Linked DNA regions of Homo sapiens: region 2 is linked to region 1. A link is a loop called in an ENCODE intact Hi-C map of the cell type or tissue named here. Cell type or tissue: B cell. All regions are shown on one strand.

The links. Peaks named below come from ENCODE experiments on the same cell type or tissue, not always from the same donor. Only the 100,000 strongest peaks of a DNase experiment are listed, where the experiment ranks them.
Region 2: it touches region 1 in a loop (13-fold over the local background); 14 of 110 quality-filtered maps call a loop at or near these places.

Annotation. Positions count from the first base shown.
Region 1 is chr3:129,015,126-129,017,625 of GRCh38, forward strand. The region is part of intron 2 of EFCC1 (EF-hand and coiled-coil domain containing 1); the gene reads left to right. It also overlaps a transcript of CFAP92 not described here. Among named protein-coding and RNA genes, the nearest start is that of EFCC1, 15 kb to the left of the region's middle. RefSeq lists enhancers at 801-1,308, 1,022-1,131, 1,152-1,201, 1,879-2,380 and a silencer at 1,982-2,141. In B cell, a CTCF peak has its summit at 1,501; DNase peaks (open chromatin) are centred at 786, 1,416 and 2,196; H3K4me3 peaks cover 1,202 bases; H3K27ac peaks cover 2,040 bases.
Region 2 is chr3:129,232,772-129,235,271 of GRCh38, forward strand. LOC105374102 (a long non-coding RNA gene) reads left to right here. Exons shown (of 3, transcript XR_924473.3): 2 at 564-718. Among named protein-coding and RNA genes, the nearest start is that of COPG1, 16 kb to the right of the region's middle. RefSeq lists an enhancer at 1,004-1,123. In B cell, no CTCF peak of the experiment used is centred here; a DNase peak (open chromatin) is centred at 990; H3K27ac peaks cover 1,511 bases.

The sequences.
Region 1 (2,500 bases):
CCTCCTCTGGTGACCATCATGACTGTGAGTGACCAGGCCCTTTCCCATCCTCTCCTGCAGCCACACTGACCCTCCAGGGCTCCCCTTCTCAGGCCCTTTGGGCATACGGCTCCCTCCACCATCCCCAAGCCTACTCCTGACCAATCCACATTCACCCTTCAGGTCTTGCCAGACCCCAACTCTTTAGGGAGGCCCCACCTCCATCTACAGCCTCTTCCTAACGTCTTTCACGGCCCCTGGACTTTTCTGTCCTTCATGTATTTTTGTGATGACTTCATTGAGGTCTGCTCCTTCGGGGGGGGAGGTTGCGGGGTAAGCTCTGTGAGGTCAGGGGCCATGCCATTGCTAAGGACAGTGGCTGGCTCAATACTTCATCCTTCGGTGAATTAAAGAACCAAGTCAGCAGCTTGGGCTGGCAGGGCCTTAGAAGTCACCCAGCCCAGGCTGACACCCTGCACGGCGCCCCCGAGAGCTGAGTGTCCGTGTCTGCTCGCACACTCCTGTTGCACCCTTCCCACCGCCATCCCCTGCTCAGTAAAGTTGGGGGGGTTCCCGAATTCAGGTAGGGACCAGAGAGGAGTCACAGAGGACCCCTGAGGACTGTCCCCCCACCCCTTGTGATTTATTTTCCGCCCTTCCTCTGCTGCATCCCGCCCCCCTACCCCAAGCTGTTCTTCCTGCTGTTGTTCTCTTGTTTTCACATGTTGCTCTCTGTTTCCTGTAAGGCTGCTTCACTCAGGAAACGCCATGCAGCAAAGGAAGCCGCTGTGTGCGAACCTCCAGGACCTCCCAGAGTAGGTGCTGCAGCGTGGCCGTGGCCTGATGGCCCAAAGTAGCCTGGCTGGGTTCTGAGGGACCTGTCAGCTCTGCAGCTTCCTGAGACTTGCTGAGTCACTGAGCGGCTCAGAGCATAGGAAGCAGAGAGAAAAAGACAGCAGTGACATTTTTCATCTATTCCAGAATAAACTGAGCCCAGGCGGTGTAATGGGCTTTTGATGCGTCCCCCTGGCTTTGATGTGATGCCTTGACCGCTCCCTTGGTTACAGCAAGTTAACCGGTCAAACACTAAGCTACAGTTGCTGTACAGGTATTCTGCATATGGATTAAAGTCTGTCATCAGTTGACTTTAGGTAAGGGACATTATCCTGGCTGGTCTGGGTGGGCTTCAAGAGCCAAACAGGCTTCTGTGTGAAAGAGAAGTTCCACCTGTGGACAGAAGGGTGTGGAATCCATCTACAGCCAGGCCTACAAGCTGTAGCTCTTTCTGAAGGACTTTATGACAAGGAAGTGGGCTGTGTGATTGTGGGGGCTGGCTAAGCAAGCCTGAAGTCCACAAAAGGGAAGCTGGCAGGCAGGTGGAGCTCATGGGCACGCCCGTGTCTAGAGCCTCTGGGGAAGCCCATAAGCCGTGCCCGTGAGCTCCACCTGCCTGCCAGCTTCCCTTCTGTGGATTCCAGACTCATTTAGCCAGCCCCCGTGATCACACAGGCCACCTGCTTGTCATAAAGCCCTGGAGACAGAGCTACAGCTGCAGGCATGGCTGTAGATGGATTCCACACACTGGCCCCACTTCTCTGGTCAAACCCTGACTCGTACAGGGCCTGAGGCAGGAGGGGGCGGAACTGATTAAGGAACAAAAGCTAACATTTTTGAGCACTCACTGGGTGTTAGGCACTGCACTAAGGACTTTATCTGTACAACCTTATTGCACTCCCAAGCAGTGCTGTGAGTGGTTTATCAGTGATGATGCTTTATGCTGCAAGAACATAAAACCCAACTCAGAATGGCTTAAACCACAAGGACATTTATTATCTCATGTGAGAAGTCCAGGGGAGAGCAGTTCCTTGGCAGTTCAGTAAAGTTTTCAAGGACCTGATTCATCTTCCACTCTGTTTTCCTCAGCTTGTCATTTTGGCCTGTCAGCAAGGACCCCTCATGGTTGCAAGAGAGCTGCCATGGCCTCAGGCATCACTGCCATATCCACGGGTCCTCCTGGCAGACTTCCCCTCACCTCTCTTTGGCCAGAATTGCATCACATGCCTGTTTCTAAACCAATCTGAAGGAAGCTTCATGATTGAGGCTTCGTGAAGGCGGCTTCATGATTGGCTCAGGCCAGTCAAGTCTCTCTGGGAGCACAAGGCCACAGTCGGGGTTGAGCTGACAGCAGATGGGGTGTGGTTGTTTGGATGGCTGAATTTGGTTTCTATCACAACCATAGCCGATCACCACACTCTTAGTGACTTGAAACAACACCCACCTGTGACCTCATAATTCCGTAGGCCGGAAGTCCAGGCGGGCGTGGCGGGCTTCTCTGCACAAGCTCGCACAAGGCCGAAAGCAAGGCACCCTTGGCCGGGTCTGGACCCCCTGGGAAAGCCCGTTCCAGTGTTGGCAGAATCCAGCTCCTTTTGGCCGTGGGACCGAGGCCCTATTTCCTTGCCGGCTGTCAGCTGGGGTTGCTCTCTGCATTCCTTCACCCACATTGCTTTCATCTTCCAGC
Region 2 (2,500 bases), 220 kb after region 1:
TATTTAAAGTTAATTCCAAAGCTAAGGAAACTGGTTTAAAACTATCACCTCAGCTAGACTGTGGCCATTATGCGGGTAGAGATTTTGCCTGACTTGTTTATTTTTATTATATATATATATATTTTTTTTTTTTAGAAGGCGTCTTACTCTGTTGCTCAGGTTGGAGTGCAGTGGCACGATCTCGGCTCAACTGCAACCTCTGCCTGCTGGGTTCAAGCAATTTTCCTGTCTCAGCCTCCCGAGTAGCCGGGACTATAGGCGCACGCCACTATGCCTGGCTAATTTTTGTATTTTTAGTAGAGATGGGGTTTTGCCATGTTGGCCAGGCTGGTCTCGAACTCCTGACCTCAGGTGATCCACCCACCTCAACCTCCCAAAATGCTGGGATTACAGGCATGAGGCTCTGCACACAGGCTTGTTTCTGGTTTTATTTTTGTTTAATTTTTTTAAAGGAATCACTTCCTGGCTGGGAATTGAACCCAGACTGCTGCAGTGAAAGAGCATAATGTTAGCTACTGGCCCACAGCATGAGACTCCCGGTCCTGTTTGTTGCTCATCCCCAGATACGCAGCCTGGTCTACAGGAAGAATTCTATGTATATTTGCTGAAGAGACAAAGAAGGATGTGGATGAATTGGATGTGGAGAATGAGAGGAAAGAAAATGTCAAGGATGGCTCTAATTTCTGGCTTATGCAACTGAGTGGTGCCATTGAGAGAGGTGAGCTGGTCTGCAGGGACTTGGAACAGGTTGATGAGTCTGGTTAGGGAAACGTGGAGTTAGGAAATCAGTTCCTATGTTGTGCTGTGTTGGGAGCTCTGGGCTGGGTGGTGGATCTAGATTTAGGTGTCATCAGCACACCAGTGGTAGGTTGGTTGAAAGTGATTGAGATCACCCAGGGAAGCTTGCTGAGTGAGAAGAGGAAGTCTAGGGCTGAGCCGTAAGCAAATGCCAACATCCAATGGGCAGCAGGAAGGACCCTGCAAAACAGTGTGAGATGCAGCAGGCAAAAAAGGGAAGTGAGAAACCAGGGCAGGTGACCTCCGGAAGCCGAGGAAAAGAGAAGAGGGTACCATGTGGTACTTGTAAGCATCACAGGGCTGGAGCAAGCTTTTTTTTTTTTTTTTTTTTTTTCCTTCTCTTTGGTCTGCATCATCTTGGCATGCACAATTTCTTTTCTTTTTTTTTTTTTTTTGAGACGGAGTCTTGCGCTGTCGCCCAGGCTGGAGTGCAGTGGCATGATCTCAGCTCACTGCAACCTCCGCCTCCTGGCTTCAAGCAATTCTCCTGCCTCAGCCTCCTGAGTAGCTGGGATTGCAGGTGCATGCCACCACGCCTAGCTAATTTTTTTGTATTTTTAGTAGAGACAGGGTTTCACCGTGTTAGCCAGGATGTTCTCCATCTCCTGACCTTGTGATCTGCCTGCCTCGGCCTCCAAAGTGCTGGGATTACAGGCATGAGCCACCACACATGGCCGCAATTATTATTATTATTATTTTTGAGACAGAGTTTCGCTCTGTCGCCCAGGTTGGAGTACAGTAGAGCAGTCTTGGCTCACTGCAACCTCTGCCTGTCAGGTTCAAGCGATTCTCCTGCCTCAATCTCCCAAGTAGCTGGGACTACAGGCATGCGCCACCACGCCTGGCTAATTTTTGTATTTTGAGTGCAGACAAGGTTTCACCATGTTGGTCAGGCTGTTCTCTGAACTCCTGACCTCAAGTGATATGCCTGCCTTGGCCTCCCAAAGTGCTGGAATTATATGTGTGAGCCACCATGCCTGGCCTGCATGCACAATATTTTAAAACATGTTGAGTCTGTTGCCAAAAATTTAAAAATCAGAGTATTTCTTTTGAAATCTCCATTTCCAGTTTCTCTGGAAAAATCTCAAGATTGGCCATTCTGGGCCTGAATTCCTGCATACCAACAGCCAGGTGCAGTGACTCACAGCCGTCCCGTTACCTGAGGTGTGCACTCTCCTATTTGCCTCAGTCCCTACCTCTCTCTATCGTATCCCTGCCACCAGAGGCCTAACAGATATTATTCACCATCTCTCTTGCATTACTGCTTTTCTTCTAGTAAAGTTAAGAGAAGGGAGAGGACTTCTTAAGTTTATGTTACTGTTGAAAGTGAGAAAATGGTACACCCCTATAGTCCCAGCTACTACAGAGGAGGATCCTTGAGCCTGGGGGTTGGAGGCTGCTGTGCCCTATGATAGTGCCTGTTAATAGCACTCCAGCCTGGGCAACATAGCAAGATCTTGATTCTTACAAAAGAGACAGAAAAAAAAAAATAAAGTGGGAAAATGAAAGATAGACAGAGACAGTAAGTATCTCTTGAAAAATAGGAGGAAGCATATTTCTTTTTTTGTCATTGTTGTTGTTGTTGTTTGAGATAGGGTCTTTGTCACCCAGGCTGGAGTGCAGTGGGGTGATGACGGCTCACTGTACTCTTGACCTTCCAGGCTCAGATGATCGTCCTACCTCAGCCTCTTAAAAAGCGTAT